Regions from separate parts of the Homo sapiens genome. Here region 1 is linked to region 2. Evidence: chromatin loops called from intact Hi-C (ENCODE). Cell type or tissue: GM12878. All regions are shown on one strand. Links, peaks and the distances in the headings refer to the core of each region. The heading gives the core; the rest is flanking DNA.

Region 1 (15,223 bases), core at 2,932-10,931, 230 kb before region 2:
TCTTTCAAATTTTCTGTATTCAAGGTCATGACTTTTTGTTCCTCCATTCCTCCATAACTGACTTTTTTATGTTCAATACACACTTTTTGTATCTTTTCACTTCCTTGTCATTGTTTTACTATATGTTTTTGAGTTATTTCCTTAGTGGTTGCACTGGTGATTATTACTTAGTTTATGATAATATAATTCAGATTAATACCAACTTAATTGTAATCATACATAAAAACTTTGTCCCTACATAGCTTCATTCCTTCTCCCTTCCTTTGTGCTTTGTCATAAAAATCACATCTTTCTATGTTGTATACCCATCAACACATGAATTTATAATTATTGCTTTATTTACGTATGTACTTACTTTTACCGGTGTTCTTTATTCATGTAGATTCAAGTTACTATCTAGTGTTGTTTCATTTATGCCTAAAGGAGTTCCTTAGCATTTCTTGCAGGCAAGATCTGCTTGCACGAAATTATCTGTTTTTGTTTATCTTTAATTTCTGAAAGATAATTTTGCTAGATATAGAATTCTTGGCTGAAAGATTTTTTCCTCCTTTCAGTATTTTCAGTACTATGTCATCTCACTGCTGGCGTCTATGGATTCTGATGATAAATCAACTGTTAACTTCACTGAAAATCTCTCATATGAGATGAGTCTCTCTCTCTTGTTTTCAAGATTTGTCTTTCAATGATGTGATTATAATGTGTCATCTTTGAGTTTTTGAATTTACCCTACTTCAATTTTCTCGAGCTTCTTGGATATGAAGATTAATGGTTTTTATCAAATTTGGAAAACTTTGAACCATTATTTCTTTAAATACTCTTTCTACTGCTTTCTCTCTCTCCTATCTTTCTAGACACCTCCCATTATGCATATATTCTTGTGCTACAGAGTGTCGCACAGGTCTCTGAGGCTCTCTTTATTTTTCTTCATTGTTTTTTCTTTCTGTTCCTCATCCTGGATAATCTCAATTAACACATCTTCAAGTTTGTTGATTCTTTCTTTTATTTGCTCAAATCTTCTATTGAGCTTCTCTCGGGAAGGTTTTTCAGTTATTGTGCTTTCAAACTTTAGAATTTTTATTTCATTCTTTTTTATATGTAATTTCTATTTATTGGTATTATCTATTTTGTGAGACATTTTTCTCACACTCTCCTTTAGTTCTCTATACATGGTTTCCTTTAGTTCTTTGAATATATTTTAAGTAACTGACAGTATTTTGTCTAGTATGTGCAACATCTGGTTTCCAAAGGGACAATGTCTATTGGCTGCTTTTGTTCCTGTATGTGCCATAATTTCTTGCCTCTTTGTGTGTCTCATACATCTTTGTTGAAAACTCAATATTTAAAATAATATCATGTGGCAATTCTGGAAATCATATTCCCTCCCCCACCCTTCCCAAGTCTCCAAGGTTTGTTGTTGTTTCTGTTTTATTGTAGTTGTTGATTTAGTTTGTTTACTGACCTTTCTGAACCAATTCTATAACGTCCATAATCTTTGTCATGTGTGGCCACTAAAGTGTCTGCTTATGTTTGGCCAGTTAATATTTAGGCAGAACTTTTCCTAAACACCTGGAATCAATAAGTATCCCTGTCTTTGCTTAGGGGTTTATTGTGTGTGCTAGGGGATGCCTTCAACATTCAGCCAGGCAGTTTACAGCTCTGTCTAAGCCTTCACTCCCTGCTTGTGCAAAGCATCAAAGTCAGCCCAAGTTAATGCCTTAGGGCCTTCTCATGTCTTTCCTGAGCACCTGCACAGCTCTAGGCATGGACACATGACTTTGTTCTTTTAATTCCCAGGAATATGTAGGAGTTTTTCAAAGTCCCTATGGACAGCTTATTTTTTATTTTTATGCTTTTTAGTTAGTCTATTGTTTACCCCAACTTTTATTCACCATCTCAAGCAGCTGTGGATTTAAGCAGTTGTTTGTAATTGTTTTTCAACAACCACTCTGAGGGAAAGGCTATTTGGACAGGGCAAGCTCCAAGTCAGTTCAAAAACAGACAGCCTTCAAGTGGGGTCCTTGAAAGACATACTGACAGTCAAATAATGACAATTCTTGGAAATGAGCTTTAAAAGAGCTCAAGCTCTATTCTGCTTCTGCCAGTTGCTGCCAGGCTACTGGTTTCAAAGGTAGGCTGGTAAGCAGTGGGTAGGTTTTTACCGAGTCAAAATACCACAAAACTTACTGTTCTTAGCAAGATTCAGCCATTTTTGTTCAGTAAGTGCTCCCAGGATTAGTTCATTTCCAGAGCTCTGAAAAAGTTGATGCTGACAATTTTTGCCTGTTTCTTATTATTTTTATGAAAGATGGAATTTTTAGAGGTTCTTACTCTACCATTTTTGCTGGTATCCATGACCATTATTTTTATATTAAAACTAATTTGGACATTTTATGGAATAGGATGCAAAAATCTACATAACTTAGTAAGGATGTAATATAAAACTTCAAAGACATTGAACTCTACTAGCAGTAGACATCTCCACTCTGTATTCAGTACTTACATGAAGTTGTGTGACTGTATCTCACAACCAGATCCACAACCCTACGGAAAGTATGCATGTAAAATGTACAAATGTTCATATGTAGAACATATGTAGAATGTAAGTGTCCTCCCTCTTTCTACCTACCGAGTGCTAAAGGAAGAGAACCAAAAGGAGATTATCTCTTATAACTTGGTAAATTACATCGTCTACCTTTACAGCTTACAACTATTCATATTTACCTAAAGTTGCTCTCAAGAATTCTTGTGAACTGATTAACTCTCTGTCTCTGTCATATCTTTTGGCCCAAAAAAACTGACTGATGATCATTTACATGAAATAAAATAATATTACTCTAGCCTATGATGTTTAAATTAGACACAAACTTTTACCAAAAATGGCTTTTTACATCCCATTGGGTGCAAATAGGCAATCAAGAGACTCTACAATTACTCGTTATTTAAAACTGTTGTATTCAAATGAGAGTTTCTTAGTTTTAAAATTCTGTCTGAGAATTTTGTGTGGAAACTGACCATGTGGTTCTAAGATTTCAGAATGTACTAAGCCCCAGTCAATAGAAAATCTTCATTCTATCAAATACTTACAGAACTGTAGTGGGCATAGTTCCTCACTTAGCTTCACCATGTGCTAGTACTTTGACCAGCAGAAAGCAAACAGCCCGGGGCCACCTAGGGAAACAGACTTACATTACTCCAGACCATGGTAAACAGATGTGTTTGGTCCACTGAGCTTTGAACCCTGAAATTACACCACACACAGACATAGTCAGAGAGTTGCCAGAGGTTACAACACACACATTCTTGGCACCATTGTTCTGATTGACTCAGGCCAGTGGAACATCTTAAGCTAGTGGTAACTCAACAATGATAATGGAAGAAATGAAGGTAGCCAGTTCAGGCATGAAAATCCCTCTCCTGCTACTGATACCTCCTGAAAGAAGAAACTGGCAAGAAGGACTGTCACAGTTGGTTACAATACTACTTCACCTTTCAACAACTCAGTCATTCCCACACCCAGTGTGCAGTGCGCATGCCACTGAACTCTGCACAGAAAGAACATGAAGGTGGGTAAGGAGGAAAGCAAGCCAGTAAAGACTGAGAACCTGGGAGGGGTCAAGCCCTGAGGTGAGAATGAGGGTGAGCATGGACCCAGGAAAAGGGAGACAAGTGGAGGAAGTGCTGGGTGTCCTGTAGCTCACTGAGCCTGTGAAGCATTGTAGAGGGCATTGGGAGCCAAGCCTAAGCCCCCTACTTCCCTGTTTCCAACAATAAAGTTGGAGTTTCTGAATTTCATTTGACTCTAGGGAGATCTGGAATTGTTCCAGGAATATTTCTGCTGGCTGCTATGAGAGAGAATAGGGAACTAATTATTGGAGGTTTAAAAGCATTTGGGCAAGAACTAAATACATTCATGTTTTTATCTGTTTTCAAAGTTTACTTTAAAATTTTTTATGAGCACATATATCAGATATAAAACAATCCCTTCTGTTATTGCTAAATAAGAACTGTCAAGGAAAGAAACTTGGTTGGATCTGCTGGACATAAAAGAGAGAAAATGTGACCTTCAGAGTGCATCACCCTACCTAAATTGAACTTTAGCCAGGCAACAGGGTAAACAGAAATTTTCAGGGAAAATGTAACAGTCCTAGCCTGGAAACATCTTCTGTGATTTCAAGTTCAGACAGTTTCTTTCTGTTGGAGATGATGTTTTCTCTTGCAATTAACAAAAGAGCACCCATCTGTATTAGGGTTCTCTAGAGAAACAAAACCAATAGGAGCTATACATATTTATAGATAGGTAGATAGATAAATACAGTTATGTTAAGGAATTGGCTCATGCAGTTGTGGGAGGTGGCAAGCCCAAACTCTGCAGGGCAGGTGTCAGGCTAGGAGACCCAGGGAGGAGGTGATGTTGCATCTTGGAATCTAAAGGCAGTCTAGAGGAAGAATTCCCTCTTTCCTGGGGGCCTTCCATCTTTTTTCTCTTATTGCCTACAACTGATGGGATGAGGCCCACTCACATCATGAAGGGTAATCGGCTTCATTCAAAGCCTACTGATTTAAATGTTAATCTCATCTTACAAATGCCTTCACAGTGACATTTAGACTGTCATTTGACCAAATATCTAGGTACCATGGCGGAGCGAAGTTGACACAGAGAGCTAACCGTCAAACAAACCATTGTAGTGCCTTTGGTTCAGGAGCAAGACTTTGACTATGTCCTTTGACTTCAGGAGTTGAACTAGAACAGGAGCAGAGCTTGGCGTGCCATAGGAGCCTGCCGCTGTGAGTGCCTTCATGGGATTTCAAAAAAAATTTCCTGTTCTTGGTTTAATTTATGAAAGCTTTATATACCTAATTACAATCTCATTGAAAGCTTTTTCCATATGGCCTGTTTAATTTAAAGTTTTGATGAGGAGTTACAGGAAAAATAAGACGTAATGAAAGGATTGAGCCAGGGAAACATCCCTAATTCCCACATTCATTAGCATGTTTTGCATTTTGTGAGCACTCTGCATGTGTCTTTATTTTCCCAGGGCCAAACCATACAGAAACAGAAGGGCTACCAGAGAAAAGCGAAGAGTGGGTGGTATGCTGGAGCAAGCAGAGAGACTCCCACCAAGGGAGAGAAACTCAGGTTAGCGAGATCTCCACATTTTCAATAACGAATAACAAAGCCTGTTCCAATGGATCATTTAAGAGCCATGTTAGCTGAAAGAGATTTTTTTACCCATGGTTTTTGAAACACCAATCACCTATTAAATGGCTGAGTGCTTTTGTTGCTCAATATCAAATATTTTGGAATATTTTTTCATTGTCAAAAGTTGCAGTTTGTTCCTTTCTTCCCAAAAGTTTGTTGTTTAAAAAAATAAAAAACTTTGCCTCGCCAAAGGCAGAAGGATTGCATGTAAATCTTCCATTTAGCAGTTCAGGGGACTTCATTCCTCAGTGTGCTTCTTTTAAAGAGAACAAAGCACCTTTTCGCTTCTGCACTTACTGCTTCATTTGTTCTTGCTCTTTGCTTGTGCTAAAACTGAAGCTCAGACAAGTTAAGTGATGACTGTTTGACCTTGACTCCAGGAGGCTGTCATCTATATCCATTCTCCCTTCCCAGGGGCGGTCTCTTTGGGATCACTTCTAATACCCACTCTCTGGGAATCACGGGAGCTCCGGGGCTGAATACGTGTAACAGAGATTTTTCCATTGTATGTTTCACATTCACCTAAAGCACAGAATGCCTGAAAGCAAAGACAGTGCTCTCCTTTGTGAGACACTTCAAATGGGAGAGTCAGAGGACCTAACGATTGAGCCTCACCTGAGGAGGTGATGTGTAAATGCGAGGGAGTGGTTTGGGACACAGGTGAAGAAAGAATGAAAATCAAGAAACAATTTAAAGTGGAGACGAGGTACGTTGGGGAGCTCATGTAGAATAGCCCCAGTCTCCCGAGATGAGGTAAGTAGAAGGTGTGAGGATGGCGAGGAAATGAATGTGAGTTTGAGTTAAACACGTTTGGGCTGGTCACTGCAGCTGATGTATGGCAACTGGTCAAAAGAATTGCCACACAGCCTGGCTTCCCAGCGCCCTCTCCTCTAGTGTTTGGCTGCCCAGGAGCCACAGCACAAGGAGGTAGCAAGGTCGCTAAAGCACATGTTCAGCAAGCTTGACCATGAGTTCTAGACTAGAAAAGAGGCAAATAAATAAATAAAAGGCAAGAAAGAAGCCAACTGACAACAAGGGAGAAGTTTTAGAGGCTAAAGCCATAAATGAGGTAAGCCATGGCAGGAGGGCTCTGAATACCCACTTTCTTTCCTGAAACACCTTCCTGTACCAATCATCACCATACGTCCTTATGAGTTTTGACTACCCCGAACACGCTCTTCTCTTCCTTCCCTTCTACTTAAATGCCCTTCCCATCCTTTAAGTTTCAACTCAAGTCCTACTCACTCCATGAGGTTCTCCTACTTGTTTTTAGATTTTCTGCACTCCTTCTCTGAACTCCTTCAGAACATTTTTCTAGGACACTTAAATTATTTCAGAATTATAGTCTTATGTTGTATCCTTTGTATAGATCTCATTTACCTGTGAGAATGCAACCTCTCTAAGGATAAGAACTGGGCTTCCCTAACATGGTCAAACGCTACTTTAACCCAAACATGCTTAACTTTTTTAAGTGTTGGTTAGTTATCCAGTAAATAAATGACATTACTACCATAAACTTATTTTGAGACTATTTGGTGAACTTTGTCAGATTTTTGATGTTTGAGAATTTGCAATATGCGTCCCAGTCACCCATGAAATGTTTAAAATATCTGTCAAATAATTCTTATTTCCAATATTATCTCTATAAACCATTTGCCCCTAATAAAATATTCATGGGAGCAGGGATCCCAAGCATTCATTTGCACAGTTATTAAACTATGACAGAATCAAAAGAACCAAGATTTTCTTCAGATGTTTTACATTTTCTTGGATTAAAAAATTGAATAAATTTGTATTATCTTTTAATACGGTGACCAGCATCTTGCAATAAATAAATACTATGTGTTAGGTTATGATGAAGAAAAATTAGTGTATTGTACAGAGGGAATTTCTTCATGGACCATAATGGCCGCCAAGAGGTCAACTCTGCCTCTAAGGAGCTGGTGGCCTTTCTCCCTCCGTTTCCCTGTGCGATGATGCAAGGGAGGACTTGCAGCTTCACAGTGCAGAGCAGTTGGAGCCCTGAGCCGTCCCGTTGCACCGCCGCTCTGTGGCCTTCCGCTAGTGGGCGCCGCTGAGCGGACTTCGGCGCTTCTGCCTCAGCACTCCAGAGCCCCACAGCCTGCGTCAATTTCCAATCCTGACTGACGCATGTGGGGCTGAAATGGCCAGGATTGTGAAAGTCGGTGGAATAATTCGATTCCATCAGCTATTCTAAAGGTCTGCCCTGGCCCTCTGGTTTTGAGTCATGCCCACACTAGAAGTTTGCAGTTTTGCCACCATGGCCTGTTGCCATTGAAACAAAGTTCATCCTTGGTGGAAAATGCTGATCTTCATAGAGCACTGCTGTCTTTTTTATTAGGATGGTTAATCCCTTCCTACATGTTCAGGGCGGGTACGGGCCTCCCTGGGCTTCTGGACTAATTTTCACACGCAAAAGCTTAGAGATGACTTGGGTGGTAGAAGTTCAGAGCGGGGAGAAAGCTTAGGAATCGTTCTAGTCAAATCCTCTTCTTTTACAGAAGAAAGTCCAGTCCAGAAAGAAGGGATTGGTCCCGTAGCCATCCAGCCCCTCAGTGACTTAGGCAGGGTTGAAACTCGTAGATAACTGACAGGCAGAGGTAGCACCAAAAAGGGACCCTCAACCAGAGGTTCCCAGCACCTTTCATTACCTTAACTGTGCTCTGGGAGCCTTCAGTGCTGTGGATGGGGTGTGGATTGCAGCCTGCCTTAGTCTGCTTTTGTGTAAGCCTTTATTGGCTGCTCAGTATGGGTCAAGCAGTGGACGAAGCTCTCATAGCATGTATGTCTCACTTAATCCGAGGCCGTGCCATCTGGTGCTACAGAGACAGGATCTGGAGCCAGCAGACCTGGACTCAAGTCCCAGCTCCACTTCTCAAGAGCCACAAGGATTTGGGCAAGTAACATCCCCTTCCCACACCTCCCTTTCCTCTGCTGAAATTGGAGACCATAGTAGAATCTCCCATTGGGTGAGATAAAGCATATAAACCACTTAGCACAGAACCTGCCTGATAGGAAGTACCTCAGGAATGTTAGCTTTTGTTTTTTTTATCAGTCTTACGCACTAGTTGTCTTCATGTTGATATTCATAGGAGCCAGCTAAATGTTCTATTTCACATCTATTATGTAAATGTACTATTAAAAGTGTATGCAGCTATAGATGTGTTAGTAACTGCATCGTAATCACCTCTATACAAATAATGTTTTTGTGAGATGAATGCATAAACCAAAATATTTTACAAATTATTTGTAAAAAAAAAAGTCTATGATATTCTTCAAAAACAGATTATTTTCTCGTGATGACTCTCTTTGCCTCCAAATTTTAAAGTGTGGGCCAGGCGCAGTGGCTCACACCTGTAATCCCAGCATTTTGGGACGCTGAGGTGGGTGGATCACTTGAGGCCAGGAGTTCGAGACCAGCCTGGCCAACATGGTGAAACCTCATCTCTATTAAAAATACAAAAATTATCTGGGTGTGGTGGCGGGTACCTGTAATCCCAGCTACTCTGGAGGCTGAGGCAGGAGAATTGTTTGAACCCAGGGAGTGGAGGTTGCAGTGAGCAGAGATCACACCACTGTACTCCAGCCTGGACGATAGAGCAAGACTCCATCTCAGCAATAAATAAATAAATAAGTAAATAAATAAATAAATAAAGTGTTATGATGCTTTTTATCTGGTGTATTTTCTTGTTTTAATACACCAGATAAAAGGCATCATCACACTTTTTTCTGAGAGTGTTTTCTTTTTAAGTATTGGCATTGTTTATGGCTCTGACTAAATGTTCCTTTGGTCTTTGGGATTATACACTTTTTAGTCTGTAGGAGATAATTAATTGCAGTTAAATTTCTTCTTCACAGAGGGGACAGTGAAGTCTTTGATTCCCTGCATTGGTGAATATGAATGAAGGTGCTTCTCAGAGCCATGCATTAGAACTCTATCACAATATATCTACATGTTTACAAGTTACATAAATTCTTTCCTTCCTGATAGCCATCCAAGTTAGCACATCACAACTCAAGGATTCTTCTTAAATTCCCCATGACAGGCTCAGCACTCAAAGCAATAGCTATTTGCAGTTTGGTGCATTTTAAACCTGAAAGCTGGGGTTCTAGATATAAATAGCATACACAGTTGGACAACGGCATTACCATCAGGGTGAGATCACTTCCAGGAAAACACTGAAATATAGCAATGGGAATAACATCTGGCCTTTCAACAGTTGTGTTTGATTTAGACTTGGACATCATACTTGGAATAGATGCTGTATTTATTAATGACCTCAGTTTCCATGCAACTCACTCATCTTAACTCAAAAAAGCAAGACCTCTGCAGCCTATTCATTAAAAGTAGTATGTTTAGGGTATGGGTGCAATTATAAAGCCAAGTCAAGTAAATAAACTTGCCTGTTTCTCCCTGACCCATTCAATCCCCCCTCATACTACACAAAAGGAATATAGGCAAAGAGGAGTCCTTGGGAGTAAAATCTGTCTTTTTCTATGTTGACGATTGTCTGGGTCTGAGGGAAAAATCCATTAAACAAGATCAAAATCCCCCTTTATTTTAATATCTAGGTAACATTTTTATCTCTCTTGTGTAGCAATAGAATCTTCGTCCTCCCTTTATTTTATTTTATTTTTTTCTGGGCACATGGCAACTGAAATAAAGACTCCATTCTCAAATTTTTGTTGAGCTAGGTGTGAAAGTAACTAAGTTCTGGCTACTGAGATATAAGCAGAAATAGTACCTGCAGATTCTACAAAGGGTTTTTTAAAGGGAGGTTGTGAATCCCCTCGCTTCCTTTTTTCTCCTTCCTGTGATTGGGATGTGTTTCAATGGCTAGAAATTTGAGCAGGCATTTGGACAGGAGATCGCCTTAAAAATGGAAGATATATATAGTGGAATAACAAGGTAGAAAGAGCCTGTGTCTTTGACACCATGGAGGGTCTTAATAGTTCTAGACAGGGAACTTCCAGACTATTATGAGAAACAGTACACAAACAGTAATGTGCATAAAATGAAAATGTACAGTTCGATGATTTATCAAAAAGGAAAGCTCTATGTAACTACCACTTGGTCAGTGTTTTGTAAATATTCCATGTGCATCTTTTACATTTTTGGTATGCAATGTAGAAAATGTGTCCATTCTGTCAGTTTGCTAATCACGTTGTTTATATTTTCTATATCTCTACTGGATTTTTGTTTATTTGTTCTGTCAGTTGTTGAAATAGTTGTGTAACAATTTCCCACTATGATTGCACATTTCTGTTTCTGTTAGTGTTGGAAACTTGATTCATGCATTTATATTTTGAGGCTCTTTTATTAGATGCATGCAATTTTAGAATAGTGACATCATCCTCTGAGTTGAATAATTTAGCTTTTTGTAATGTCACTATTTATCTCTGATAATGCAGTCTACCTTAAAGTCCTTTATCTTTGAATATTAACCTAGTGGTTTCCCTGTTATCTTTTTCAACCCTTTATTTACAATCTTTCTGTGTCTCTGTGTTTTAGACACAGCTCTTGTAAACGGTATATATTTTAGTTTTGCATTATTTATTTATTTATTTATTTTTGAGAGAGGGTGTCAGTCTGTCACCTAGGCTGGAGAGCAGTGGCGTGATCTCAGCTGACCATCTGGGCTCAAGTGATCCTCCCACCTCAGCCTCCTGAGTGCTGGAACTAAAGGCGTGCACCACTATGCCTGGCTAATTTTTGTATGTTTTGTTGAGATGGGGTCTCACTGTGTTCCCCAGGCTAGTCTCGAACTCCTGAGTTTAAGCGATCTGCCTGCCTTGGCCTCCCAAAGTGTTGGGATTACAGGTGTGAGCTACTGTGCCTGGCCTAGAGTTTTGTATTTTTTTATCAAGTCACATAATCTTGGTCTCCTAAATAGAACATTGCTATGGTTTGAATGTGTCCCTCAAAATTCATGTATTGGAAACTTAATCCCTAATACAACAGTGTTGGGATATGGGGCCTAATAGGAGGCAGAGTCCTCATGAGTGGATTAATTCCGCTACAAAAAGGGCTTGCAGAAGTGGGTTTGGACTCTTCTGCTATGTGAGGACTTGCACTTGTTCAAGTTGCCATCTTGGGAGCAAAGACTGGGCCCTCATCAAACAACTGAACCTGCTGGCACCTTAATCTTGGACTTCCCAGCCTCCAGAGCTGTGAGAAATAAATTTCTGTTCTTTATAAATTACTTCACCTTTGCTATTCTATAATAGCAGCACAAAATTGGCTAAGACACATGTAGTCTGTTTCAGCCAGCCTGCAGAAGCAGAATGCATCCCTATCCAAAATTTGGTTTGAATGTTGAAACTGATGACACCATACATACACACCAAGAAGGTTAAAGGTTTACTACTTATATAATTAAGGTTGTCTGGAAGAAGAGGTCAATCTTGGAAGATCGGTTAGAATCTCAACCAATCACTTAACCTGTGATATGTAGACCAGCCTCATTGACATAATCTCAAAACATTTTTTAAAATAAAACTTTAATTTTAGAATAGACTAGCTTTAGATTTACAGAAAAGTTGCAAACATAGCTCAGATACATTTTTATTAACTGAAGTCCATACTTTACTCGTATTTCCTTAGTTTTTACCTAGTGTCCTCTTTCTGTAGGGCAGCTTTTCAGAAATGCAAAATCTTAGGCCCCACCACAGACTTAGTGAATCTGAATTGTATTTTAATAAGATCCTCAAATGATTTTAAAGACATTAAAGTTTGAGAAGTGTTGGTTAACAAAAGAAAAATTTTCGGAAGGAAGCATAGAGAGAAAAAAAGAATAAAAAATATGGAAGAAAACGTAAAGAAGCAAAGTGAAAGCAATGAGACTCATGTCTTACATGAGTGTAGTTGGAGTCCCCAAAGCGGATTAGAGAGAAAATAGATTGGTAGCAATACTTTTTTTTTTTTTCAATTTACTCTCCTTTTATTTATTTATTTATTTTATTATTTTTTTATTATACTTTAAGTTTTAGGGTACATGTGCACATTGTGCAGGTTAGTTACATATGTATACATGTGCCATGCTGGTGCGCTGCACCCACTAACTCGTCATCTAGCATTAGGTATATCTCCCGATGCTATCCCTCCCCCCTCCCCCGACCCCACAACAGTCCCCAGAGTGTGATATTCCCCTTCCTGTGTCCATGTGATCTCATTGTTCAATTCCCACCTATGAGTGAGAATATGCGGTGTTTGGTTTTTTGTTTTTGCGATAGTTTACTGAGAATGATGATTTCCAATTTCATCCATGTCCCTACAAAGGACATGAACTCATCATTTTTTATGGCTGCATAGTATTCCATGGTGTATATGTGCCACATTTTCTTAATCCAGTCTATCATTGTTGGACATTTGGGTTGGTTCCAAGTCTTTGCTATTGTGAATAATGCCGCAATAAACATACGTGTGCATGTGTCTTTATAGCAGCATGATTTATAGTCCTTTGGGTATATACCCAGTAATGGGATGGCTGGGTCAGATGGTGTTTCCAGTTCTAGATCCCTGAGGAATCGCCACACTGACTTCCATAATGGTTGAACTAGTTTACAGTCCCACCAACAGTGTAAAAGTGTTCCTATTTCTCCACATCCTCTCCAGCACCTGTTGTTTCCTGACTTTTTAATGATTGCCATTCTAACTGGTGTGAGATGGTATCTCATTGTGGTTTTGATTTGCATTTCTCTGATGGCCAGTGATGATGAGCATTTTTTCATGTGTTTTTTGGCTGCATAAATGTCTTCTTTTGAGAAGTGTCTGTTCGTGTCCTTCGCCCACTTTTTGATGGGGTTGTTTGTTTTTTTCTTGTAAATTTGTTTGAGTTCATTGTAGATTCTGGATATTAGCCCTTTGCCAGATGAGTAGGTTGCGAAAATTTTCTCCCATTTTGTAGGTTGCCTGTTCACTCTGATGGTAGTTTCTTTTGCTGTGCAGAAGCTCTTTAGTTTAATTAGATCCCATTTGTCAATTTTGTCTTTTGTTGCCATTGCTTTTGGTGTTTTAGACATGAAGTCCTTGCCCATGCCTATGTCCTGAATGGTAATGCCTAGGTTTTCTTCTAGGGTTTTTATGGTTTTAGGTCTAACGTTTAAGTCTTTAATCCATCTTGAATTAATTTTTGTATAAGGTGTAAGGAAGGGATCCAGTTTCAGCTTTCTACATGTGGCTAGCCAGTTTTCCCAGCACCATTTATTAAATAGGGAATCCTTTCCCCATTGATTGTTTTTCTCAGGTTTGTCAAAGATCAGATAGTTGTAGATATGCGGCGTTATTTCTGAGGGCTCTGTTCTGTTGCATTGATCTATATCTCTGTTTTGGTACCAGTACCATACTGTTTTGGTTACTGTAGCCTTGTAGTATAGTTTGAAGTCAGGTAGTGTGATGCCTCCAGCTTTGTTCTTTTGGCTTAGGATTGACTTGGCGATGCGGGCTCTTTTTTGGTTCCATATGAACTTTAAAGTAGCTTTTTCCAATTCTGTGAAGAAAGTCATTGATAGCTTGATGGGGATGGCATTGAATCTGTAAATTACCTTGGGCAGTATGGCCATTTTCACAATATTGATTCTTCTTACCCATGAGCATGGAATGTTCTTCCATTTGTTTGTATCCTCTTTTATTTCCTTGAGCAGTGGTTTGTAGTTCTCCTTAAAGAGGTCCTTCATATCCCTTGTAAGTTGGATTCCTAAGTATTTTATTCTCTTTGAAGCAATTGTGAATGGGAGTTCACTCATGATTTGGCACTCTGTCTGTTGTTGGTGTATAAGAATGCTTGTGATTTTTGTACATTGATTTTGTATCCTGAGACTTTGCTGAAGTTGCTTGTCAGCTTAAGAAGATTTTGGGCTGAGACAATGGGGTTTTCTAGATATACAATCATGTCATCTGCAAACAGGGACAATTTGACTTCCTCTTTTCTTAATTGAATACCCTTTATTTCCTTCTCCTGCCTGATTGCCCTGGCCAGAACTTCCAACACTACGTTGAATAGGAGTGGTGAGAGAGGGCATCCCTGTCTTGCGCCAGTTTTCAAAGGGAATGCTTCCAGTTTTTGCCCATTCAGTATGATATTGGCTGTGGGTTTGTCATAGATAGCTCTTATTATTTTGAAATACGTCCCATCAATACCTAATTTATTGAGAGTTTTTAGCATGAAGGGTTGTTGAATTTTGTCAAAGGCCTTTTCTGCATCTTTTGAGATAATCATGTGGTTTTTGTCTTTGGCTCTCTTTATATGCTGGGTTACATTTACTGATTTGCATATATTGAACCAGCCTTGCATCCCAGGGATGAAGCCCACTTGATCATGGTGGATAAGCTTTTTGATGTGCTGCTGGATTCGTTTTGCCAGTAATTTATTGAGAATTTTTGCATCAATGTTCATCAAGGATATTGGTCTAAAATTCTCTTTTTTTGTTGTGACTCTGCCTGGCTTTGGTATCAGAATGATGCTGGCCTCATAAAATGAGTTAGGGAGGATTCCCTCTTTTTCTATTGATTGGAATAGTTTCAGAAGGAATGGTACCAGTTCCTCCTTGTACCTCTGGTAGAATTCGGCTGTGAATCGGTAGCAATACTTTAAGGGACACTGGCAGAGAACTTTGCAAAACTAATAAGAGATATCAAAGCACAGATTCTAAAGCTCTAGGAACCCTAAAGAGAAATAAGAGGAAATCCACACTTAGGCACATAAGAAAATCTATTAAAAACCAGAGACAAAAGCAAGCAAACAAAACTTGTAAGTGCAGCCAAAATTAAGTAAAAACAGACTAAAAGTAGCCACTATTAGACTGACAGCTGTCTTCAAAATAGAAATAATGGGAGCCAAAATGTATTGGAATTATATCTTCAGAGTGCTGAAAAAATATAACCGCTAATCTGGAATCCTATAGCTACCAATAAATGTTTTTAAGAAGTGGTGACATGATAAATTTCAGAGAAACAAAAAATGAGAGAATTTGTCTCCAGAAGTCTTTCACTAAAGGAAATGT
Region 2 (15,223 bases), core at 3,530-11,529:
CCTGTCACCCAAGCTGGAGGACAGAGGCGAGATCATAGCTTACTGCAGCCTCGAACTCAAGTGATCCTCCTGGACTCAAATGATCCTCCCGCCTCAGCCTTCCAAAGTACCAGGACTACAGGCATGAGCCACCGTACCTGGCCCCAAATCTTACATATCCTTCTAAAACTGGATCAGTCCCACCTTAGGGAAGATCAGAAAACTAGCTAGAGCACTGGCCCAGGCCTGGGGGCCAGTCCCATCTCTAGTGCCCACCAGTCAGGTGATCTGATAACCATGCCACCTGGAAAGGGGAACTCTGTGGCAAGTGTTCAAATATAGTTGGTCATCAGAGTTGCCTGGGGGCCTCTTAAAATAGAGACTCCTAGGCCCAACCCTCAACCGTTGAATCTACATTATCAATCTGTGTCAAGGGATTCTGAGGGAGGAGGTCCCAGGACTGTGTTGAGAAATACCCCACAGGGAACGTCCCTCCTACCCAGGCTGCCTGCTGTGGACAGTGCCTCTACACTTGCTGCCTAGCCTAAGTGCATTCCTCCCACTCAGTTCTGTTCATTGCCACTCATTCTATGCTCAGTCCAGTTTATGGGCCCAGGACCCCAGGAATTGAACTTCCAGTTCATGCTCTACTTAAGCTCTTTCTAGGAAAAGGGGATCTTGAATCCTGGCCTACCCACATCACTGGGCTGATGTTTTAAATAAGTGAAATAAGGGATGTGGAAGTGCTCATCATATAGCTGTAAGATTAGAAATCGAAAGGGATGTTATTGTCCATCAGGCAACGATTCACCAACTGCCTTGTGACATCGCCTCTGTATTGCCCACCACTCTTGTTAAAATCTCACAAATCTGCTTACCTGTTCCCAGGCTTGTCCCTTTTCTCTTCAGTGAAACTGCAAACTCCTGAGTTGGAGTCCACTGGATCCTTCCAGCTCATCGCACATTACGATACATGAGCTGAGGTGATGACTGAGTCGACTGGCTGTATTTAGCTTGTACAACAAAACGTGCGTCCTTCTGTAGGATGGCCAGAACTACTTTTGGGGGGTGGGGGCGGTTCCATCGGTGTCCAGACACTGGGTTTCTTTTTAAGTGGAGCAAAGCCAACCTGGGGAGGTTGGAAACCCTGACTGTGGCTTCTTAAACAACTGCTGATTTGCATTCATAGGCTTCTGTTGTTTGAGGCACCAGGCCTTATGATTCAGAAGTAAATCATTCTTTTGGGATGAATGGGTGGGATTGATTACTCTCCTGCAGATAAGCTAAAAATGGTGTGAAAAGTTCCTGGATCCTTCCTCAGCCCCTTTATTTTAGTTATTACTGGGTAACATACCACCTCGAAACTTCGTGGCCTAAAGCAACAACACTTTATTATTTCTCGTGATTTTGTGGCTAACAAAGCTCAGCTGGGAGGTTCTTCTGCTCCACATAGCTGAATCACTTATGCAGCTGCACTTAGCTGGGAGCTTGTCTAGGCTGGAAATACAAGAGGCCTCTCAACCTCCAGGGTTTCTCTCTACACAGCCTCTCAACATTCAGCATCCTAGCTGAGATTCTTTACAAGGGCTGGCTTGTTGTAAGACAAGCCACCCTGGGCATGGGCTTATCAAACCACTGCTTGTGCTATACTTGCTAATGCTCCATTGGCTAAAACAAGTCCCATGACCAAGCCTAGCATCAATGGGGGAGGGGAACACACAAGGGCCTGAGTACTGGGAAGCATGTTTCACTGGGGCCATGGGGTATAGTTCACCACAACCATATTTTCCTTTCTTTCTTGGGAAGTCACCCAAACAATTTACAGGACAGAACAGCAGCCTTACCAGGCATTTGTGTCTATTTGGGAAATGGAACATCTACCCAGTACTATGTATCTCCACTGGGAACCAGTGCTACTGGCCCTGCCATTTCCTGTGTTTGGCGGCCTGTGCTGTGACTTGGGGGAGGTCACACAGACCCAGACTCCTCTGCTCTGTGTCAGTGGTGGTCTATGTCCCTGGGTGACCTCAGCTCGGGAAGAGGAGACCCCGAGGCCTGGCAGGAGGGCAGTTTCTCTGATTTTCCCTTGGGAGTAGAGTAGCTTCCTGCAGATGCTGCCTCTTGCATATGGGTTTCTGATGGTGGCCTCTGTGAGGCCTGTGGGAGGCCCTGCACATCCCTGATGATGAAGACACCGACATCTCCTTCACATCTCTTTGGGTTGCCTCTAAGTCTTTGCCACAAAGTGGACCCATGTGGGAGCAAGTATGGGGCCCTCTACCTCACTCCTCTTCTTTCCTTGTGTCTGTGTGCCTAGGCACTTCTGCCCAGGTTCCATTCTCACCTCCAAATCCCCCTCCTTGTCTTTGCCTATGTGGTGGAGCACAAAGGATGACCAGAAACACCCCGTGGGTGGTCTTAGGGCACATTTTTAGTCTCTTTAGAGTTACCCGGGTGTCTGAGCCGTGACCTCGTGGGTGGGTGCACACGGGCTGTGTGGGAAGTGACAGTTCCCTTGATTTCCTCATATATCTGTGTTCTTGTCTCACACCCTTAGATCCCTGTTTCAGAAAGTATCCCTTATGTTTCACCTTGGGTTGAGTCTTTCATGTCATATGTATGCAGGGGGAGTACAGACTGGAAGGTCTTCAAGAATCAGGAAAATGCTGTTTTTACCCTTTGGGAGAAAGATTGAAAATCTGTCCAGAGTGACTAGAATACTGATCCATACCATCCTCTTCCTGCAGCCTCAGCACAATGAAAACAGCTCACCTCTGAGCTGGGGCTTGGGGACATTAGGCTCAGAAGTCCCAGGACACAGCAAAAACATCTGTGTTCTTTGAAGGAAAAATATCATGAGAAGACACCCTAATGGCTTTTGCTGAAGCACAGAATACACATTCTGTTCACGCTGGTGGTGACAGACAGTGATCATGCTGCAAGCATCTTTATGTAATGATGAGTCTACAAGGCAGCCTCGGCTCTCAGATCGAATCTTCACCTTCACCAGGGCTTAACTGGCTCTGGGGGCAGCTAATAGATTTCTGCAGGTTAGGAAGGCACCAATGGCTCTATTTTGCTGGAGTGCCCATTCTGCGATTGATTGGAGTTGAGCGTGATACTCTGGGGCTGTGTTCCGTTCTATCACTGAGATGATCCAAAGTCACTTCCTCTCTCTCAGTGACTGACCCTGCTCAGGTCTGGGGCAGTCGCTGCTCCCTGCCGGCATCAGTGGTCCAGAAATCCTGAGTCAGTTGTACGGCCACTGGGGCTCATGCTGCTCTCAATGATCTATGCTCATGGGAAGCAGTGGAAGTCCCCAAGACCAATATCAAGTCCTATTTACATAACTTGAATAGTCCACTTCACCATACTCTACCTACAGAATAAGGCTCTATATTTCCTATGTATAGCAGCATCCTCACCAGCCAGAAGCTGGACCTGCCCACAGTGTCTACTGGTTATTTCTGGAGTCTCCGAGGGGTGACCCCACAAACAAGGTTGGTAATGGTGGTCACCATGCTGGCTGCCTTGTCGCCCTCTCTGCTTTGCTCCCCCTTCACCTTTCTGCTTCCTGCTGCCTCCATAGATGTTGAGAGATGTCTCACTGGGATCGCTGTCCCTACAGAAATGCCCAACGTGCCAATTCAAGGTCTTCCCAAAGCTGGTGGCTGGGCAGAGCAGAAAGACTTCTCCCTGGTCCTGAGGTGTATGCATGCCCAGGGTCGCGAAGCAGGCCTGCTCTGCCCCACGGCCTCGAAGCTTCTCTCCCAAACAGTTTAACCAGCTTCTGGCCCTCACTCATTAAACAGAACCACACCACATCTCAAGAAAAACAGTCCTGGCAGTTTCTGGCCCTCGCTCCTTCAACCACAGAAGCTCAAAACCAGCCCCATGGTTGGGAAGGGTGGAGAAGTCACTGCACCATTTCTGTGTTCATCAAGACTCTGAGGATGTAAATGACAGAAACCCAAAGCAAATTTGCTTAAACAAAAATGGGATCCATTTGGCGGGGAAACTACGAAGGCTTCTGGAGCAGCCCTAAGGAAGAGTTGCAGGAAGCAGGGCCTCGGGGTGGGCCCCACCTAAGGTCAACGGCACCCCTTCTGCTTCCCTTTCCCTCCTTTTCTCTTCTATCCCCCTTCCCCATCTCCTCTTCTCCCTTGTCTCTATTTCTCATCTCTTTTTGACTTCATTTGCAGACAGTCCCTCTCCATGTGGCAGAGGGGTGTCCCAAATTCACATTCTCCTTTTCATCAACCCTGCCAAAGAAGGACTTTTCTTTCCCAGTGGCTACTTATATATAAAACCAAGGAAAGACTAAGATCAGCTCTGTTTGGGTCTGCTGTTGATTTTAGAGGAGGTGGGCACTCTGGGTGGCTGTCCTGGGGTTAGGTGCTAGACGGTGTCTGGGGTACAGTGAGATCTGTTACCAGCCAAAGAGGGGGTCACAGCCAGCACCAAGCCTACATGCTCCATAGCCCACCCTTCCTCTCTGGCTTCTGTGCCGGCCATCTCTCTGCCTTATCCCTGTATATTCACCATCACTGGGGTGGTGGGGGTGGAAGTGGCAAAGTTAAAAATGTTGTCTGTCCTACCAGTGTCTGGACCTGCCCTCAGACACCTAAAAGTGTCTTGTTAAATTTTTCTTTAGCATATTTAATTGCCTTCTTTTTTCTTCTCTTTCCCCAGCATGCTGCCTGTCTGCTGGGTTGGGTGGGGGCTGCTGACCTTAGGGGTGTGGGGTCAGTGCCTGGCAGCAGCCTCCGCACGTCAGCCTCCACGGGACACTCAGGCCTCTTTGGTCAGTGGCACAGCTATGCCACATCCATGTCAAGGCGTAGCGGGCTGTGTTTTGCCCAGTTATTTCTGACTCAGATACTCAGAGGACATGAAATCAGGACTTTTAAAACTTATTGTAAGGAGAGGACACTTTGCCTCTGCCTCAGCCCTGGAGAGCCTCTTCCTTCCTCTTTCTCCCTCCTAGTGCAGGGGAGAGGCTGACAGGAGGCAACTGGGCTGGTCCCTGCTCATTCTAGAGGAGGCCAGGCAGTGCAGAAGGCAGACCCAGCCAGGCCCCGGGTTCTATCGGCATGGGAGCACACCCTTTCCTCTGGGGTCTGACTCTCTCTGTCCAGCACCTTGACCTCTCTGCTCTCACCACTTTGCCCATTCCTCTGCTGCTCCAATCTGGGTAGGGGAGAACCCATGCTCCTCAGCCATCCTTTCTTCCAAACTTCGACTCTCCCCTCATCTGACCTCTCCCTTTTTTAAAGCCTCAGGTCTGGGAAATGAGCACACCTTTATTTTTTCCTGCTTTCTGTGTCATTCCTTCGCTGAAGCAAAAGGCATGGGTTGTCCTAGCTGCTTGACGGCACTGGGGAAACAATGGTGAAATACTGGGCCACAGTGAGTGTCTGGACCTGCCATTCCGCAATGCCATCCAGCCCATGTGGGCCCCGCTCCCAGGACCGGGATGAGGTAGCGTTACCCAAGCTCCTGCTGGCTGTGCCTGGGAGACCACGGCCGGAAGTGGCTTCACTCCTGTGTTAATCATCATTAAGTTGATTGGCATCTATGTGTCTTTCCTGGAGCTCCTTCCCTCTAGTACTCTCACCCTTCATGGGATGCAGAGAAGAGCTGGGATAAGCATAGCGTGGAGGCGTGCCTGCCTGCCTCCGCAAATGAAGCTTCTCTGGCCTGCCGGCCTCTGGGGCTCTCAGACTCTGCACTTTACAGACGCAGTCATGGGCACTTTGAGAAGTGATGGGATCAAGGCCGCTTATTTGTAACCAGATGCTGCATGCTCCTGAGCAGTGCAGGGTGTCTCAGCCTCCCCATGAAGGTGTCTGGTCAGAGCTTTCCTGCCCTGGGGAATCTCCCCCTGCCTGGCTTGTGTGGGCCAATGTTCTGTCTTTGGGCCTTGCTGGGAGGGAAGGAGACAGGCTTTGATGGGCAGAGGCGGTCACTGCACTTTCTCAAGTGTGTGAGCATGGTCCTTTAGGAACAGCTCGGAGGACTAATTGGGGACTTCTGCATGAGAAGTGTCACTATGATTTGTCGAGTCCTATTAGTAGCCATTGTAAGGTGACAAGTCACTGGAGAACTCACTGCTTAACCACTGGTTACCCAGGAAGCCTGGACAGGGGCTGCAACTCCCGCATCAGTGTGCCATGTTATGGCAAGGAGCTGGGCCCCCTTCCAGGCTATAACTAGAAGGGAAATGGCTTGAGCTATAGCAGAGGATGGCTTATGTTTCTGCAAACTCACCGAGTTTCTCAGGGCCCGAGATGATGCTGTCTGAAGGAACTTCAGAAAACTGGAGATCAGAAGGGCCCTGCAGTAATTCATGAGGAATTCAGCAAGAGTGGCTACTCTTTGGCCCTGTGCCAGTACTCAGTGGGGAATGGAACAGACCTGACCTCCTCATGGAGCTTCCCTGGAGCAGTGGAGACAGATGCTGAACGTATACATTAGAGTTGTAGACAGAATGATGGCAAGTGTGCAGAGCTGCAGGGGACAGATGGGTGCCTCTGGCGGCATGCACATCTTGAGGAGTGTTAGTGAACTTTCCAGGGAGGACTGGGTCCTTTTTTCTCCCCATCTGCCCTTGGGTCTCTCTCAGGTTCCATTCCTCACCCTGCTGTTTGGCTTCTTCAAGCGCTGCTTCCCCTGCCTGGCTAATTTAGCATGGGCCCAAGAGATGGGGCAAGTGAGGGAGACTGGTAGTGCCTGGAAGATGACTGAGCCCTTTTCCCTGCTTCAGGCTGCTGATCTCTGCCAGCCCTCAGTTCCAGGCCTCTCCAACAGCTCTCCACCAAAAAGGGGCTCTCTTCTGCCCTTCCCCATAGCCATCTGACAGCCATGAATTCATTCCTGGACTACCTTTACCTCCTAGACATGGCATTAAAACCCTAATGGATGGTACTAGTTTTCTTTCCCAGTTTTTAATTACTCAGTGAGACTGGTTTTCCTTTATCTCTATAAGGAGTAGATCTGAGACTTAGGTTTGATAGGAAAAGTGTGCCCCATGGTTTGAAAATGGGGTTGCTAACTGCCTTTGGCTGAAGGCAGATAGAGAAATTGAAGAATGCATCTCAGAAGTATTGATTAGCATTCTGATAAAGATAAATGAGGGATCTGAAAGGCAGTCTTCCAGAAGTGTTAGCAATTTGTCCCCTGGATGAATCAATTGCTCTTCCTACAAAGCACTTAAGCCTCCCTTTTCAGAGTCTGGGTTTAAAAAGGGAGCCACACTGGATGCATGTGGCTCTGTCCCTAGCACTTGGCAAGGGGCTTAGTACATAGCTGCTGAGTAAAGTCATTCCTCATTTGTGGACTTGCCGGGGGCGTGTAGATGAGTGCTTGCAAAAAGCTACAGGTGTTCTCTCCAGAACAATGCACCCATTGCAAAGACAAGCACACAGCCTGAAGGGCACCTTAGGACTTGCAGGCTCTTTGAAATCCATCCATGGTCCTCTATGGATCCTCCTCCTGGGCCAGAGTTTATGTCTGTCAAGTGCCCCTGCATATGCAGTATGCCCAGTACCTGTCAAATGCCTGTTTCTGTCTTGCTTGAATACTAGGTGGTGGTGCAGATTGGGTTGGGAAGGCCCAGGCATGGAGCCATGTCTCATCTTCTGCTGCCTATCTTGGCGGCCAGGAGCCCAACAAATGTTGACTTTTTCTTTTTTTCAGCAGTTGGGAAGATGTGGCAAAACAGGACTTATATTCCTTATGGCAACGATGGGCTGAGCTGAGTGTCTGCAGCCTGCTTTAGGCAGGGCACGGCTGTGCAGTCTGTCATCGTCCCTCGTCACTCCCATCAATGCTGGCACCAACCTCACTTCTATTTATCGCCTCATCTGATCGGCTGTTTCTTATAGCAGAGTTAAGTAAAAAAAATGTTTGCCCCTGAAGACAAAGACGTATGTCTTGAAACACAAGCTCCCTCTTTCTACATATACATACATATATACATTTACACATACACACATGCATATATATATATATATATAATTATTATATATTTATCTTCCCCCCTCTAGAACGTCTGCAAGGCATGTGAATTTGTAACCATCACCCTCCTCACAGGGTTGCTGTGAGGATCCGGTGGACTGATGCATGCAAAGCCCCGAGCACAGTGCCTGGTACACGGCAAAAGCTGAATACTTCTGGCCAGCCCTAGGAATATTTCCTTGGGAGCAGAGGGCTCTTCTGGAAGCTTCTGGAAGATGAATGGCATCTTCGCACACCTGCTCCGAACAGGCATTGTTTGGGACTCAGCGCCCTCTGGTGGCTGCTCTCCCCACTCACACTTAGCCTCTTCCTTGGTTGGGGGGACACTTTGAGGCCTCATTCCTGCCCCTCCCCTTCCTTTCACATGGAGGAAAGTTCTAGAATGGGGTGGGAGAAAACTTTCCACTTGTTCTGCATTTCCTTTACCTCCTTCCTGACCTTAGGTCTGGGCACAGGAGGAGGGGCTTGGAGGTGGAGGCTGGAGCTTCTGGGGGTCCTGGCTGCATGACTCTAAGGAGGGTGGTGCCTTCGTCCCCACCCAACCCCCACCGCATCGGCCCATTCTCCTCCCGAAGCATCCCTGGGCCACAGGTTCCCAAGGCCACCTCCAGACTGGGCCCGCGAGTGGGGCGGCCCTGGTAGCGTATCCACAGAAGTTATTATGAGGTAATTTTATTTCTTTCCATTTTAGGTAAAAATAGTAAATACAAGATAATCTTAATAAAGGTAAAAATACATCATTTGGATTTTGTTGTTGTTTTCTAAACAGTGCTACCTACAGTACAGTTTTCAATTTAGGATTTTTAAACTTTTTTTTTATATAAACAAATAGAACTATTTTGCTATTAGGCTGTGTTCTCATCTGGCACTTAAGAATAGATCACAGGTCACCTCCTGGTTCTGTTTGGATGTGTTGGGGGTGGCAGGGAGGGAGTGAGAAGGAGTTTGTGGGTTGAGGTGTTTGTCTTCCCAGGACACAGCCAGAGCTGCAGTCCCACCTGCAGTGGGAGGGCACAGGTGTGCACCCAAGATGGCCTTTTCCTGCTCTGGCCACAGGGATGGGTTTCACTGTGGCTGGACCAAAGGTCTCACACTCGTCAGGGGGCTGTTCCTCCCCTCCTCCCATGGTAGCTTTTCTTACCCAACCACCTAGATTCACAGCAGTTCTGGGTCTAGGCAGGCCAGCGGGCTGGAGATGTCAGTCATGCTGCAAGAGACTGAGCCAGGAGATCCCCTTCGTGTCCTAGAGGAGTGGGCTGGGGACCCCTCCCCACCAAGGATGGGGGCGAGGGCATCCAACCTGGCCTTGGAATGCTGGTAGAAGTCACAGACGCCGATGTGGGCTGCTAAATGTCTTTGCCCTTGTTCACCCTCAGGTGGTCTTTGTTTAAGTTCTTTCCAAACTTCTCGCTGAGTTGTTGAATCAGGTCTGCCAGCTCACCAGTAGCTTGAGATTTTTCCTCAAGAAGCTCATAGCGCAGGCTGGAGATATCTTGCTTGATTTCCTTCAGCTCGCCTGCAAGGACAGAGGAGATTTTGCTGAGTCTGAGTAGGTGGAAGCTCGGGGCTTGTCCCATGCACATGTGGGCATGTGCATCCTTCCAGTGGAATGTCGGGTCCTGGGCCAGCCCACCAGGGTTGAAGGTGAGGCAAGGGGGGCTCTATTTGAACCCAGAACCACCCAGCTCCCCCACCACTGAAGGACACATCGATCCATAGAAAGCCCTTCTCCTCCCATTCCAGGAAAACCTTTCCCTTAGGGGTTTGAAGGAGGAGTCAAGATCAGGGCTGTGAATTGTGTCTAGCACTTGTTTCATAAAATACTTGTTAGAAAGTTTGTTTCAGAGTCACTAAAGGCAGATTTCAAGACTCTGGAAAACAACCCCATTAACCAGAGCATTGCTTTTGATGATGCTATGTTTTGTTCTGTCATTGTTATTTGTAGGGAGGAGAAACTCCCAGGAGCCTGGAGAGAATGGCTCGGCACAGCAGATGCAGCCGTGGTGGCCATGGAGCTGACCAGCCTCTTGGGAGTGAGCTGGCCACCTGAGCACGGTCCACTCAGCCCACACAAGCAGCAGCACCACCTCGCTGACAGGAGCTTCGTCAATGCCTGCCGCCTCCTCCTTCCATAACGAGGGACCACCTAGCAGGGACTTTCACTTTTATTTCCACAGAGAACCTTGTGGTTAGAAGTCCAATGGGTCTAGGCTGTGGGAATCTTCTTATTAACCACAAACAGATGTCAAAAGGATCTTTCCTAATACTGTAGATACTGCACTTGGCTCGTGTGGGAGTCCACTGTCTGTGGAAACATTACTCGTCTATTTTTCAGGTATGGTCTATACACATAAAAGGCAGAGATCTTAAAGGTACAGTTTGATCCATTTTGACAAATGGATACACCCCCTGTTTTTATCAGATGCTTCACTGAGCCCCCGTTTCATGGTGTAATTTAAGTGCCATGACACCTGGATACCCCCACCTTCTATGATCAGTGATATTCACATGAATCAGTTACATACTGCTTGAGGCTGGCTGGCCTGACACTTGGCCATTGTTTGAGACCTACAAGTAGGTAGGTGGGCTGTTGTCTGCCCCTAAACCATGTCAGCTCAGGGGCAGTTCAGTTATGGCTGAGCTTCGAGCTGCATGCTGGGTGCCCCAGGATGAAGCAGAGGGTCACCCAATGACCAGGCTCTTTCTGTAGTTCCCTGTGGCCCAAGCTAGGAGAACAGAAACTTCAATCATGGATGAGGCTGTTTCTAGGTGGCAAATATTTGTCATAAGTATCTCATTAATTACCTGGCATAAAGTAATTTGCTTTTCATCTAAGAGTAACTGCTTAAAATAGACTGGAAAACAACCCAAACAGTGAAAATAATATAGTTGGTAAACTTCAGTGTATATCAGAGACCCTTGGTGCAGTTTTCCAAAAGCAGATCCCCAGACCCCACTCCAGAGATGCTGATTCATTAGGTCTGGGTGGGGTCTGGGATCTGTAGTTTTAACAGCTAGTTCTGAGGTGGGGAACACTTTGAGAAACACGGCTGTCAGTTAGATGCTGAGAACCTCCCACTGAGACTGGACAGGGCCAGTTAGAAGCAAGCGGCGGCAGACCCTAAACGCAGTGTGCATCTGCTCAGTGGATGTGCACCATGGAATGAAGTACAGCATTGGAATTCTGAACCATCCTGCACTCAAGAGGCATGAGGTTGGCTCAAGGCTGCCATTGCTGTGGGAGGCAGAGGAATGTCCCCTACTCCCAAGATGTCCCCGTCCTGATCCCTGATGTTCTGCCTGTGGGAAACATGACTGTTTCTCCTCAAAGGGGAACTGAGGTGGCAAATAGAATTCAGGTTGCTGATCAGCTGCCCTTAACAGAAGGAGATTATTCTGGATTGTCCTGGTGGAACCAATTCAATCACATGAGTCCTTAAAAGTGGAGGAGGGGCCGGGCGCAGTGGCTCATGCCTGTAATCCCAACACTTTGGGAGGCTGAGATGGGCGGATCACAAGGTCAGGAGTTCGAGACCAGCCTGACCAACATGGTAAAACCCCATCTCTACTAAAAAAATACAAAAATTAGCTGGGCGTGGTGGCACACACCTGTGATCCCAGCTACTCAGGAGGCTGAGGCAGGAGAATCACTTGAACCCAGGAGGCAGAGGTTGCAGTGGGCCGAGATTGTGCCGTTGCACTCCAGCCTGGGCAACAGAGTGAGACTCCATCTCAAAAAAAAAAAAAAAAATGGTGGAGGAGGAAGGCAGAAGAGTGGGGTCAGAGATGGGACAATGGAAGATGAGGCAGGGCAAATGGAGTGTGAGGGTGCCTGATGCCTGCTGCCAGCTCTGAGGTGGTGGGGCTGTATGCACAGACCAAGTGCTGGAGCTCAGGGCAGCCCAGCTGTGGCCAGCAAGGCAACAGGGACAGGCCTGCAGCCCCGTGGAAATGCACTCTGCCGACAACTGAATGAGCAAGGAGACTGAGCCTCCCTGGAGCCTCTGGAAAGGAGCACAGTGCCCTGACAACACTGTGGCCGTAGCCCAGTGAGACCCACAGAACCTGTGTTGTTTTAAATCACCACGTGGGTGGAAATCCAGTCATTTACCTTCATTGACTTCGTCATTTTCTCTGTCCACCTGGGCTTTCAGGACGTATCTTTTTATGAGCCGTTTCATGATTTTCTGAAATGCCAAGCAAGGAAGGGATCAGACAGGGCTGGCCTAATGCAGAGGCAGCCTGCGTGGTGTAGCAGGACCCCTCCCTCCCTTGAAGAGCCTCAGCAACCATGGCGACCCTCCCATGCCTGGCGCCTCACTCTGGAGGGGTGCCCTGCACAGTGCGGGTACCTGGCCAGCCTCTGTTTCGCCTCCCCCGCAGGATGCAATGTGCAACTGAACCTGGGATGTAACAGGAATACTTCTTAATGGCAGGAAGCTGAGCCAAGCAGAGAGAGAGACAGAGAGAAAGGGTGGAGTGGGCAGTGGCACAAATCTCTGCTCCAGGGGCCTTGGCCTGGCTCTGCCCTGCTCAGTCAAGTCATCTTTCCTGGACCTCAGTTCTGTTTTAAGGATGGAGGGCTGGGGAAGACTTAGCAGGCCTGCCTGGGTGGAGCTGCCTCCCTCAGAGGTCACAGTGAGCAGTGTGCCCTTCATGAAGAGATCCGCTGGGTACAGAAGTCAGGATCAGGCTTGGAGGACAAGTCCACTGTACCTTGGAAAATTCCTACCAGAAGCAGAAGCAGACACAGCCGGGCCTCTGGGGTTTTACAGAGATACCACTTCCCACAGGCCTGACACTGTACTGCCGGAGTCACACTGGAGCAGGATTTGGCCCTCAAGTTCCATTTATTATGAAGATACTGAATTCGTTAAGCAGGCGAGGCATGAATAAACACTTAAGAGACACCAAGAATAGAGCCAAGTGTAGGAAAGACTGCAGGAGGTGAACTTTGGATTTTGCCAGCTAGTTGGTCCAGGGTTCCTGCGAAATCACAGGATTTAAAAATACTCGGGTAGCCGAGACTTCTGAATCTTCCAAGAGATGAGCAGTGTGGAAGAGAGGAAGGGATTTCCCTGCTCCTTGGTCCTCCCTTCTTGTGGCCTTCTGACCTGCTCACACCTGAGGACCAAGAGGACAGAGGCAGCATTTTCCAGTTTGAAGAGACCTGTAGGGACCTGATTCTGTTCCTAGCTTTGCTACATAGGCTGAGGAAAAGCATCTTGCAAATAAAAAGTAAGTGAACTGGATGCAAAGAGCTGCAGGATTTACTCATTATCATCAATTATGGTTCTTTCCATCCCTTTAACCATGAAGAGCTTGCCACAGAGATGCTTCCTGGCCTGTGATTCTAAGACTTCACCTGAACCCGAAAGGCTCTCTAGGATAACACTGGGTTTAGCTCATTCAGGCCAGCACTGCCCCTCCTCAGCCCTCGGGCTCATGGGCCAACTGGCTGTGTGGTTTGAGTTGTGATCTAATTTCAGGCTGAAGAGTTAATTGGCAGTTGCCTTCCTGCTGCTCCTTCTCAGAGAAGCCTGGGTCTTATCCTACTAGCGGTTAAACTGCAGCGCTGAATTTCTCATGGACATAGTCTAGTCAATAAAGTAAGTTATCTAAGTTATAAAAAATATATCCCTTTCAAGCTAGGTGCAGTGGCTCATGCCCATAATCTCAGCACTTTGGGAGGCCAAGGTGGGTGGATAACCTGAGGTCAGGAGTTCAAGACCAGCCTGGCTAAAATGGCGAAACCCTGTCTCTGCTAAAAATACAAAAATTAGCTGGGCATGGTGGTGTGTGCCTGTAATCCCAGCTACTCGTGAGGCTGAGGCAGAGAGCATTGCTTGAACCTGGGAGGCAGAGGTTGCAGTCAGCCAAGATCATGCCACTGCACTCCAGCCTGGGCAACAGAGCAAGACTCTAATTCAAAAAAAAAAAAAAGAAAAAAGAATATATATATAATATAATATATAATATATATTTAAGATATATAATATATGAGATATATAATATATATTTGAGATATATTATATATAAAATATATAATATATATTTGAGATATATATAAAATATATAATATATATCTCAAAAATATATTTTTTGAGATTATATAAAATATATATACAAAATATATGTATCCCTTTCCATGAGACTCAGTAATGCTGCTTTCACTTTGAGTTGGAAAAACAAAACAAGACAAAAACTTTGTCCTAAACTAGTTCTCATGAAAAAAAAAATAACAAAACAGACACTTAGTTATCTGTCATTCTTGCTGAATAAGAAATTCAGAAGTGTTCTTCCACTGCAATCTTTCAGGCTGACACAAAATTAAAGGGACCTAGTTAAAGTTGGTTGCCTTTTCAAGGCAAACCTCAGGAATTAAGGGTTCTTCAGTTTCTGGATCCAACAATTAAAGAGCTTTACTGTTTCTCATGTAAAATGATAAGCCAGAGATTGGCAGTCAAATGGTGTTGAGGAAAATTCTTTCATAGGTGCAGCCGGAATTACAGCCCTTCCTGTTTGGTGTGCACATTTTGTATTTAAGAACATTCCATAGCATGTATTTACTAATAATAGAAAATGTGCCCCTCAAACTCTATTTGGCTGGGATAGGTGAGATCCTGCTCACAGTCTCCTTCAATGCAGAGGAGCCCCTCAGGAGGAAGGGTGAAAGGATGAAGACGCAAAGAAGCAAATGCATTGAGTGCTTCCATAGACCAGGATTGTGTCAGCCTCTCATAAAAGTGATCTTACTGACTCCTCCAAGAAACTCAGTGAGATGGGAGTTGTCATTTCCATTTACAAATGAGGACACTGAGGCTCAGAGACTGATGTAACTTCTCCAAGGTCACACAGCTGGAAAGTGGCAGATCTGAGATTTAACCAGCATGGAAATCATGGCTGAGACTTCATCTGAGCATCAAAACAAAGGCTCAAGATGGTTTAGGAAATGAGATGTGGGAAACTGGCTCCCATTAGTCAAAGAGGGTTTGGGCTGTGTCTGGGTACTGAGTCATTTTATGCAGGGGGAAGCCTCACTAGATTTCAGAGGCTGGGTGACATCATACAATGGTCATCCCTTGAAGAAGGGGGTCTCTGCTCTGGCACTGGCAGGAATGCTCATGGCCCACTCTTGAGCACTGGCATGCTCGATCTGAGCCAGGGTTTCTGTAGACCTAGGGCTCAGAGGGTAGAAAAGCAAAGGTTTACTTTGAAGCTCTCA

What was found. A loop is a pair of places that touch in the nucleus more often than their neighbours do. Peaks named below come from ENCODE experiments on the same cell type or tissue, not always from the same donor. Only the 100,000 strongest peaks of a DNase experiment are listed, where the experiment ranks them.
Region 1: a loop joins it to region 2, with 10 times the contacts of the local background. A loop is called at or near these places in 2 of 110 quality-filtered maps.

Annotation. Positions count from the first base shown.
Region 1 is chr5:135,970,336-135,985,558 of GRCh38, forward strand. No RefSeq gene overlaps it. Among named protein-coding and RNA genes, the nearest start is that of LECT2, 23 kb to the left of the region's middle. RefSeq lists enhancers at 3,025-3,319, 4,951-5,452 and a silencer at 3,025-3,319. In GM12878, for the core only: a CTCF peak has its summit at 7,262; no DNase peak of the experiment used is centred there.
Region 2 is chr5:136,204,091-136,219,313 of GRCh38, forward strand. TRPC7 (transient receptor potential cation channel subfamily C member 7) reads right to left here. Exons shown (of 12, transcript NM_020389.3): 11 at 12,110-12,185; 12 at 8,655-9,514. The coding sequence ends at 9,345. TRPC7-AS1 (TRPC7 antisense RNA 1) reads left to right here and starts at 9,958. Exons shown (of 2, transcript NR_046708.1): 1 at 9,958-10,333. RefSeq lists an enhancer at 1-110. In GM12878, for the core only: a CTCF peak has its summit at 8,268 (motif pointing left); no DNase peak of the experiment used is centred there.